Linked DNA regions of Mus musculus: region 2 is linked to region 1. A link is a loop called in an ENCODE intact Hi-C map of the cell type or tissue named here. Cell type or tissue: gastrocnemius. All regions are shown on one strand. Links, peaks and the distances in the headings refer to the core of each region. The heading gives the core; the rest is flanking DNA.

Region 1 (5,371 bases), core at 212-5,211:
ACTCTTCAAGGATCTGCATGCACCAGACCAGACTCTCGAGAAGCCTCCCCGAGGCTGACAGGCAGGCTAAAGCTGAGTCAAGACTGTGGCCTGGGAATATCCCAGTTCCACACCCACACGAGGTTTTCCAAGGCTGCCGTACCTCCCCACTCTTCCCTGGCGCACTCACCTGGGGGCTGTCCTGGTAGGGTGGGGGAGGGACATTCTGCGTGGCCATCATTGTCAGAGCTGGGGCTGGGGAGGCATGTTGCATCATGGGATTGATTCACATGGAGGATCTGTGGGCAGAAGAAAAGGGGCCGCACAGTTAGTACAGAGTCCAGGCAGCCCAGGGGACTAATCAGCTCTACATTTTTTCCCCTAACCTGGAACACCTGGAGTTATGGGACATGCAGGGACTGGATGCAGGTTCTTCAGGGGAACAAGTCAGAGGCCAGGTGGAAAGAAGTTTGCTGTGCTATTTTGACTCAAAAGAAATAATATTCAAATTATATGTAAAACAATCTGTACCCCTGCAGTGATGCTTGGCTCGGCATCAACTCGGGCCTGGTTGGTAACGGGGAGGCAGTGGGTAGCTTGACCAAGGCAGGCTTGCTTCATCTCTCTGCCTTTGACAAGGGTGCTCCTTGCTCCACTCTTCACCGGCATTCAGACCCATCAGCATTCCCCTGAGCCCATCCGTTTCCAACTTCAAGGCTCAGGGTCTCCAAGCACCTGGCTTACCCTCCCAAGTGTACTCATTACACCCCCTAGTGGTAGCAAAGGACACGGGCCATCAGCCTTCTTCAAGACTAGTCCAGAGGTGGTCTGCGTGGAAGTTTTGGGGAAGGGAAAAAAACAGAAGAGTGCAGACACCAGGACTTTCTTCTGTTTGGGTTCAATATAGAGTTGCCAGTATGTAGAGGCAGAATTACCAAATGGATGGCCTGCTTCTTACATAGGAGACAGGCCATGAGGAAGTGTGTGTGTGTGTGTGTGTGTGTGTGTGTGTGTGTCTTTACAGGTCTTCTTCACTGCATTCCACTCCACCTCATCATCAGTAAATGAGCTGCCCCTTGGGGCCTCAAAATTTCTCCTTGAACTAGACCAGGGTTTGTAAGCAGAGACATCCTGGCAATGCCACCCAGGGAAACTGAATGCCCGGGGAGATGCTGAGTTGCAGTGGATGCCTTGAAATATTTAGAGCCAGCCACTCACAGGCTAGATACTGATATAGCACTGCCCAGCATGGGGAAGGAAAACCTGAAGAACACAGAGAGGGGGAAACTCTCTCCAGGGCAGAGGGGGCTGGTGAGCTAGAAGTCTTTGGGATCCAGTGTTCAGATTTCCCTGTCTCTCCCTGAAGGTACTTGGGGCCTCTATCAGGTCTCCCCTAGCAACCTAAAGGAATAGAGGTGCCATTCAAAAAAAAAAATATTGATCTCAGGAGTGTGTGTGTTTTGTCGTTATGTTGTTGTTGTTTGTTTGTTTGTTTTGTTTTGTTATTGTTCTTTTCAGAGAGGGAAAGAAAGAGCTACCCTGACCTGACCTGAGTCTCCAAAGTACCAGGCATGCTTTGACCTCAAGCACACAAGCAAAGCAGAGGGGTTTCATGCTTCATTCAGCAGATGCTTATCACAGATCCACTCTGTGCAGGGAACTGTGCTAAGGAGTGAGGCAGGATGGGTGAATGAGGCCAGATCTTCTCTCTGGGGTGGGGGGTATGGTTGGTGGAGGGAGGTGATAATTTGGCAGGAAGGAAGAAAGTAAAGTGGGGACCGGTGAGGATAGTGCTGGCCAAGCATCTTGGCTACAAGGCTTGTCCTTCTCTCATTCTGACCCGCCTCAGCAGACTGACCACTGGGCTTGCCTTGTGTCCATCTCAGTGATGGACACTGAGACCCAGGCTATCCTTAGCACAGGAGCCTAGGAGAGAGCAGAGTGTGGGAGTCTCTCTCCTCTGTCAGGAAGACTATCAAGGTTTGTCTTCATTGCCCGGATTTGTGTGGATTGTCGCCAGTCATAGTAAGCAAGGGGAGACTAGAAAGAAATCCATAAGGAAAAAAAGGAAGCAGATTATTTCCTCCTCCTCCTCCTCCTCCTCTTCCTTCTCCTCTTCTTCTTCCTCCTCCTCTTCCTCCATGCTAGAGATGGACTCTAGGACTTTGTGCTGTTCTAAACATGTACTCCACCACTGACCTACACATCCCTTGCCCAGAGGAAAATGTCTTGAGATACTAGAAAGACCTTCAAAATGAAGACTTCTGAAGAGAGCTAGGTGAGGGGCACACATACTCCTAGCACTTGGGAGGCAGGTATAGTGCATTTCCAGGCCTCTAGGGTCTACATAGTAAGACCCTGTACACACACACACACACACACACACACACTCACACACTCACACAGATACACACACACATTCCCCAAAGACGATACTAAAACAAGTATATGAGTTCTCTCTTTTAAAACCCGGAAGAATAAGGAAATAGAGATCTTGAGAGATGTTAAGAACTCTGGAAGATAAAGTAACTTTGACTGGGCCTTGGTTCTGGAGCGCGGGGTGGGCCTGGCAGAAAGAGAGAGCCTGGGAGTGAGGAGTGCCCCAAAGCACCAATCTTTTTCAATGACTGAAAAGGCTGCAGGGTTGTAGTACCAGAAATCTCCAGAAGAGGGAGCACAGGGCAGAGACACTGCTACAGCAATATCCAGGAAGGTTTTTTTTTTTTTTTTTTTTTTTTTTTTTTTTTTTTTTTTCCCTCAGACGATTGGGGCAACTATTTAACACTGGGTTTGAGTCTTTTGGTAACTTCATTCCGTAAATGAGAAACTCACAGTGAAGGTAAGGCAAAGAAAGCTCAAACAGAAAAATTATGACTAAACAGAAAAGTCATAAATCTCCACTCTTTCCTTAATGCTCCCATAACGAAGGCAAGGGCTGTTTAGAGATGGTGTCACTTGATAATGTCTGTTGCAGAGCAAAGAAGGATAGCTGAGAATCCTAGAATCAACTATCCACGAGGCGAAAGCAGTTTTCAGTTCTGAGCCTGCCAGCTGTACAGCAAGGATGCTAGCTGACTCTGGCTCCTCCCCTTTTCTGGAGTCAACATAAAAGTTCCTAGGCCACTGCTGTTGCCCTCTAAGGATATTTTTTTTTCCTGAAAGAGAACTGGAAGCCACTTTAAAAAAAAGGCTTAAGTTACTTTCTCAGCCTAGACAAGTACAGCCACTTTTGGAAACTTGACCCAGGAGCTCAGTTGCCAAAGACCTCTATGCTCATCTGGGGAGTCTTGCTGTGTCCTTAATCCTTCGCACGCACCCCATCTTGCTTCACCCTGAAGGGGCATAAGCACCATCCTGGAGAGGAATGTAGGGATGTTTGTCATCCTGTCAGATGTAGGGTCTGGATGTAGGGAAGCCCTTTAGCAATAGCTGGGGGGTCTTGGATCTTTAGGGAAACCTGCCCTATATGCTTTCTTTGGTAGCAGAAAGAGGACCAGTTCAGAGTTTTGGGGCTCCAGAGCTTTCTTCAGAGGTTCTGTGGGGTCACTGGCCCTGTCCAGAGACCCTCTCATTTCTGTCATTAGATGTCACCAGGGCATTCAAGGGACCACAGCCAATGCCACAATCAGAGAGCTCTGAGGAACATTTACGCTGGAGAATTGCTTGGTCTGGACTCAGCTGAAGAATTTTCCCTTTAATGCTGAGACCTTTATTACAAGACATGGTGGGGAGGAGTGGTGGTGGGGGGAACCCTATGCAGTACTCAACTCCACAAGATATCCAGGAGGAAGTAATTTGTATCACTGATACTGTCATTGAACTGGTCCAAAGTGCCATTTTGCAGACTCAGGAGCCAAATGAGGTCATGGGAGACTGGGGCCCCAAAGGTGGGTACAAAAGAATCTTCACTCTGAGAAACAGGAATGTACAGCTAAGGGGTGCCCCCTCTCTGTGCCTTCTTAGCACTAGCTCCCCAGAGTCAGTGCCATGATGCCCTCAGACTGGAGCACAAACTCCACTGTGTTGACAAACATAGGCTTAGGGAAAAAATTGCCAAGCTCGTTAGAAGGAGCTCATTAGGACTTGTTGACATGAAACCCATTAGACCAATTAACATTCCATTAACGGCCTGGGGCACCAAGGGGTTAATGCTGCCGGGCAGTAATTGGGCAGGGGTGTAGGGGTTGGGGGCTCAAGGCCTTAAGGATGAGAAACAAAGTCTAATTGGGAACTGTCTGGCCAGCTGGCCTGACAGCATTTGTTCCTGGCCCCTGACCCTAACTGGGACTAAATTGTATCCTAGTATCCGGCGTTGAGGTAGAAGAAGGAAGGAAAGTTCAAATTTGCTCTGACCCCTTCCTGTCATGCTCCTTCACTCCAGACTGGAGACTGGGCAGGTGGATGGCATAAAGAATGGGGGGGGGGCGGGGGAGGCGGGGGCTTCCCGCCCTCTTCAATCCTGAGAGTTCTGTTTTCTTCATCTGTGACATTCTCTCCTTCATTCCCTCTGGTCTTGTTTTATTCATTTTATTTTATATTTTATTTTTGAAACAAGGGTCTTCTTCGATAGCTCAGGCTAGCCTCAGACTCACTATGTTTCTGCCTCAGCATCTGGTTTAAGAGCTGCGTCTTGTACATCACATCTAGTTGATTCGGTATCTTTTTCTAGCTCTGAGAACTGAGAGCCCTCTCCTATTCAGAAACTGGTTTTCTGTGACATTGCCTATTTTTTTTTCTAAGTAGAAAAACACAGGAAGTTTCAAAGCCTAATGTATCCCTGGAGTGTGGGGGTGTTCTGCCTACCTCCGTTAAGAGAGGCCCCCACCCCTAAGGGTTTCCTTGCTTTGGTGCCAATGGAGTCTATAGAAGTCTCACTCCATGACTGGGCCTACAATTCCCCATCTGCAAAACCAGTTGAATAAGATTTACAAAATCCCAGGATCTAGCCTGTGCTTGGGGTCCAAAAGTCTGAGTTCCACAACCTGTAGACTCTCTTGTGCAAGTCACTTCCACGTTTGGACTGTGAAATAAAAGAAGCTTCCAACATCTGCAAAATCATTGCGCAGAATTAGCTCTCCACATATGTTTATTGAATTGAATGCCAATAATTGTATTGTAGCTTCATTCCAAGGGTCAGTCAGTTCTCAGTTTCTCTTCCTCCCCCAGATCACTAGCAAGTGGCGGTGGGGTGGGAGTAGGAGAGGGAGAGCATCCTGAGACTAGCAAGTCAGGAATCCTCCATCATCCTATTCCATAGACTCCTAGGTTATTCCTCCACCTGCATCTCCAAAGCCTCCCCTATCCGAACAGCTGCCCAGACCAGCGGTTCTGACGTCTAGACAGATTTGTAGGAGGCTGAAATAACACTGTGAACACAGCAGGAGGGGGTGAA
Region 2 (5,371 bases), core at 153-5,152, 140 kb after region 1:
AACGACCCACCATGTTTCTTGCATTTTAAAAATGCTTCTTCTGAAAAGTCCCCAGAATGCCAAATGTCACACAATCGCAGAAACTATCTGCAGCTAGCAAAATCACAATCCTGCTAAAGCATGGGGCAAATTGTCAGCTGCTGTGGACAATCTGAAGCAGCCCCATATCCCACACCTGGTATTTAAACAAAACCATATTCTTATAATAGCCCTGTGGTTTTTTTTTTTTAAAGAAACCAACATTCCAACTACACACATACCTAAACACAAACACACAAATAAATAACTGTCTTTTAAAGGAAGTGGGGCTGAGGGTGCAACTCGGTAGTCCAGCACATGTCCTAGGCATAGCACCATTTTTTAAAAAGTCAAAAATGCAGACTTCAAAACTTAACACAACTTAAGTATGCCCTGGTATCTTCTGACTTGCTTCTTTTGATGAATGGGTGACCAACATGTAACCAACAGTCTCTGCACCTGACATTATGTTGAGTTTAGAGGATAGGCAAGCACAAAGGAGCAGCACCTACGTTTGAGGGATTCATAACTATGTGTGCTAGGCACCTGGAGGATTCACAGTGTGATCCAGCATCCGTGCCACTTGCAACCACAATTTCTGTGCCCCTTAGACCTGCCACTTTAACATTCATTACACTTTTAACATGTGACTCACTCGTATGTTAATATCAAGAAACACTGCTTTAGTGATCTCCTCTTCCCTGAAGATCTAACTCCCCAAATAAAGCATGCCTACCCCTTGGTCATCCTGCCATAAGCCACGCGTACCCTTTTCAGAAAGGACTAGCCTTTGTCCTTATCCCTGGCTCCCAGCTGATTGTGTCTAGCTTTCGAGGGACTCTAAAGAGAAAACTGAATTCTCCACTAGCTGATTTTTTCTCTTTGCTCTGTGGACCTCTGGCAAAGACAGTCACAGAGGCTCTAAGCAAAGGGTAGTATAGATTGTTTCCCCTCCCCACCTCCCAGATCCTAGGACTCCCTCAACCCTGACCCCAGTCCCCTGGGAAGAGGGAAAAACTCAAATGTTCAAGGGAAACCCCAGCTTGAGCAAATGCAACTTGGTTAGAAAGGATTAGTTCAATATCCCTCTGGAGAAGCCACAATTTCCACAGTCCTGGGTTTTATTCATTGCTTTGGGAGACTGAATAGCCATGGGTGGGTATACATGACTCAGTCTCATAGCACACAGGTGGAGTAGAACAGTTTGATGACCCAAGGCAAGCCTGGCAGAAAGATTCAGCCTGCATTTACTATTACTTTATCTGTAACCCAAGCTGGCCTGGATCTCATATGGACCAAGCAGCCCCTGAATTTGCATTGATATCCTGCCTCTGCCTTCCAAGTACTGGAATTGAAAGCATAAACCTAGCTTAACCATGCTGTCAAGGACCCCTAGAGGGAAGGAAAGAACAACTGGGGTTATAGTTTGAAAACATGGACCTTTTTCAGTGACTGAGAAGGAAAGTGTTTCCTTAAGGAAGAAAGATGAACGTTTAGCTGTGTAGTCCTGACAGAATATTCTACAAGTTCTGCCCATTGCCTGACCCCTGTGGTCCTCCCATTTCCCTGCAATTGACCTGAGGGTCTCATGAAAAAAGTTGAGCCTAGAGGATAGAGGTGAGGTTCAAGGCCCAGGCCCTCCCTGTCTTATCCAGGTCAGGGGGGTTTCTGGACAATATATTCAGGGGGCCGGAGTCATGGTTACCAGAGACCAGGGAATTTCAGCTAGGACTGAAAATGAAGATCACAGAAGGAAAAATTCACCACAGTGAAATTCCATTATGAGGGCCATATATTTACAGACTTCAAATATTTTACTTCATAATAAAAGAGATTTTTAACTCCCCAAACACCTGGCAGCTGAGAGTGAGGAGGGGGCAGGAGTATGAGAAATGAATTCACCCATTTCCAAAAGGGTTTTCTAAAACTCAATGTTTTAAAACATTTTTTAATTATTATTTAAATAACACCATCAAGGGAAGCGCTTTCCAAAGATCTCCATGGAAGTGGGCATGAGCGTGTCTGCCCTAGAGGTCCTGCTGTCCCATCCCACAAACTCACCCTCCCCACAGCCCTCACAGGGCTCTCTAATTTCTCCTTTAGCCTGCGCCTCCACTCCAGCCTGTAGCTGGACAGAGCACAGTTACAGATAGCCATAGTGTCCCCTGGAGGTGACTGAGCATGCTGTCTGTCTCCTCTAGCTAGCTCCAGGGAGTGTGGGTGGTAAGGTTGGCTCTGGGCTGCAGTTTGGACTTCTCCCTCTGTGGTTCACCTGAAGACGGCTCTGTCCTCTCAAGAGACATGTCCTCTTCTATGTGTCAGTGGAGGGACCTCACCCAAGGAGGTTACAGGGGGCGCAGGCTCAGAGAGGAATGAGAAAGGGTGGAAGGAACCCAGAGACTAGCAGCCACCTTGCCCCACTGCATCTAACATTTCCCCAGGACCCACGGATACCACAGTTAATGCCTCTAGAGGGAGTGGAGGGCAAGGAGGGTCACAGCTGCAGCTGGGCTAGCCCCAGCCTCCAGCACATCTAGAGTGAGATGAGGGAGAGCTCTCAGAGGGATGCCATTCAGACTCTGTCTTTTGGGGGGAAAAAAGCCAAAGAAAAACATGTATTTATAACATGAACTTCCCTCCTCTCTTTTCCCTCGGCTAACTGATTAATTAAATGAATACAAAGGCCGTCTTGTTGGGAGCCCCAGCCCCATGGACCCTCTGTGTTTTCTTTAAGCTGGCCTAGCAAACAGGAAACAAAAGGCTTAATTCTGTCTGGTTTCATGAAGGAGGCTGTATGTCACAGCCAGAGGCTGGGGCTCTGCCAGACCCCGCAGAGCAGCCACAAGGCTGCTTGAGACCCCCCAGCCCCCCAGCCGAGCCCACCACCTCCCAAACACACAGTCTTCTCTGACCCTTGGCTCAAACTAATCTAGGCTAGCTCCTGGGGAAATGCCTACACAGCAGGAGGAACAGAAAGGAAGTGGGGAGTGTTCAAGAGGAGACTCTGGAAGAGAAACTGTGAAGATGTGGGGTGGAAGAATTTGGTGCCCACGGCTGGGGCCGGCCGGCCGTTTCCATCAGGAAACAGGGAAGGGGCTAAGTGTAAGGCATCACCAATGATGCTGCTTCTGTTCTTCCAGGCCGTAAGAGCCTCTTCCAGGAGAGACCATGGAATAATCTCTTTTCATTATTTTTATTTTATTATTTTGTGTATATGGATGTTTCACCTGCCTATATGTCTATGTACCACATTCGTGCCAAATGCCTGCAGAATCAGAAAGGGACATTGGCTGCCCTGTAACTGGAATCACAGATAGTTGTGAGACACCATGTGGGTGCTGGGAATTGAACCTGGGTCCTTTGAAAGAGCAGTGGATGCTCTTATCCACTAAGTCTTCTCTCTGGTCTCAATACTATAAAAAAAAAAAAAAAGCCTTAAACAGACATTGCTGTGGAGAAATAAAATAAGCTTTTTTGGGGGGGAGGAGTCTTTTTCTTCCATTCCTCTTTTAATTTTTTCCTTTTTCCCCCCTGTACTGTGTCTCTCAAGGTGCAGGAAACCAGACTCAGGCTTTTGTACTTCCTACAAATTCTCTACCACTGGCCTGTATTTTGAGCCTGACACGTTGCTTTCTTTTGCAACCACTGATTTGACCTCCTAATTTAATTGGACGGTAAATTTAATTTGTCCTAGTGAGTGTGAGGGGCGGGGGCTGGCAGGGACAGCTAGACAAGGGTGAACGTGAAAACAAAGCTTGGGGAAACCTGGGTTAAACCCTGCCAGCAGTTCTCCAGTGTCTGCAGAACACACCGGAGGCTTCCACACTGGTTTAGAACAGTTCCATCAGTCCCTAGAAAGTCTCAGAGGAACCAGCCTGATCCGTTGAGCAGAAGTACACATCAAGTCATCGCCTAAAACTGGACTTGGGGTATGGGGCGGGGGCAGTAGACAGCCACCCAGGAAAAGAAGAAAGGAAAGAGAAAAAAGGAAAAAGAAGAGGAAAAGGAGGAGGAAAAGGAGGAGGAAGAGATGGAAGAAGAAAGGGGTGGGGAGAAAAGGAGGGAGGTGGACCTTCAGTTGGCAAACCCCACTTCTGTGTGAAGTAAGAGTGGAGATGACCTATGCTGAAGTCACCATGACCCCTTTCCAGGAGTCTCTCCAGATCTTGGAACAGATAGCTACCACGAAAGCCCAAGGCTGTGTACCAGCTCCAGAGAACTGTCCGGGGACCCTTGTTTCCCTGTCAAAACCATAGGCAATGCCTCTTTTGCCTCTGCTTGGTCAGGGAAGGGTGGTAAAGCAGAATGCTTTCACCAGTATGCCACACTCCCAGCCTCCCAGCAGAGCTTCGGCAGGCAGCTTAGGACTCCAAGGAAGACAAAGGCTAGAGCTTGCCCCCTGCATAGCTGTGGATGCCCAGGAAAACGGGGGCTCAGAAGGAGATCTGGAGGCCTAACTCTTGGCTTAAAGGACCTGGTAGGGAGGTTCTAAGATCCTGTGAGCAGTCAGGGGGAACCGGAGGCTGTCTTTTGGCTTGCTGCTCACCCACCCATATAGCCTGGGCAATCATTAAGTGAATCTGAAGGTCACTGTATCTATAATTAATTGAGAGATGTCAGCTCCCTCCCATATGAGATGTAATGAGCAACACAAGGACCAAGGTGTCCCCAACCATTATCATCCAACTATTTCAAAGCCCCACTTTCCTTGGTAAGGGAGGTCTTCGAGACAAAGACCTTCAGTGCAGTGCAGTGGGCAGACATCTACTGAATGTGCAAAACATGGCTAGTGAGCTGAATTTCTAATGTGAGTTCATTTGAATTCATTTAAATTTGTCTTTAAGTAGCCACACAGCACTTGCAGGAGGGCACGGTCAAATAATCTCGGGGACGTACCTTCTCCATGCTGAGATACTAAGAGCTAATACAGCAGCCTTTTCTCAAAGTCGTGGTTGTGGAAGGGGAACTCCCGGATAAGTAGGAAAGGTGTCTTTCTTTTTTTTTTTTTTTTTTTTCCATTTTTTATTAGGTATTTAGCTCATTAACATTTCCAATGCTATACCAAAAGTTCCCCATACCCACCCACCCCCACTCCCCTGCCCACCCACTCCCCCTTTTTGGCCCTGGCGTTCCCCTGTACTGGGGCATATAAAGTTTGCAAGTCCAATGGGCCTCTCTTTCCAGTGATGGCCGACTAGGCCATCTTTTGATATATATGCAGCTAGAGTCAAGAGCTCCGGGGTACTGGTTAGTTCTGTGCGCTAAAGGTCAGGGCTACTCCAGTCCTAGTGTGTAGTCCTTACAGGCCAGCTACATCTCTGTTCCAAGAGCTAGAATTGTAGGGAAGGAACAC

Evidence for each region. Hi-C counts contacts between places; a loop is a spot of excess contacts. Peaks named below come from ENCODE experiments on the same cell type or tissue, not always from the same donor. Only the 100,000 strongest peaks of a DNase experiment are listed, where the experiment ranks them.
Region 2: a loop joins it to region 1, with 6 times the contacts of the local background. A loop is called at or near these places in 8 of 42 quality-filtered maps.

Annotation. Positions count from the first base shown.
Region 1 is chr9:36,968,209-36,973,579 of GRCm38, forward strand. It overlaps Pknox2 (Pbx/knotted 1 homeobox 2), which reads right to left. Exons shown (of 13, transcript NM_001029838.2): 4 at 170-278. The coding sequence starts at 256. Among named protein-coding and RNA genes, the nearest start is that of Gm34652, 3.2 kb to the right of the region's middle. In gastrocnemius, for the core only: CTCF peaks have their summits at 757 (motif pointing left) and 2,645 (motif pointing right); DNase peaks (open chromatin) are centred at 727 and 2,635; H3K4me3 peaks cover 345 bases; H3K27ac peaks cover 3,326 bases.
Region 2 is chr9:37,112,284-37,117,654 of GRCm38, forward strand. All of the region lies in intron 1 of Pknox2 (Pbx/knotted 1 homeobox 2), which reads right to left. Among named protein-coding and RNA genes, the nearest start is that of Pknox2, 32 kb to the right of the region's middle. In gastrocnemius, for the core only: a CTCF peak has its summit at 2,189 (motif pointing left); a DNase peak (open chromatin) is centred at 2,853; H3K27ac peaks cover 1,872 bases.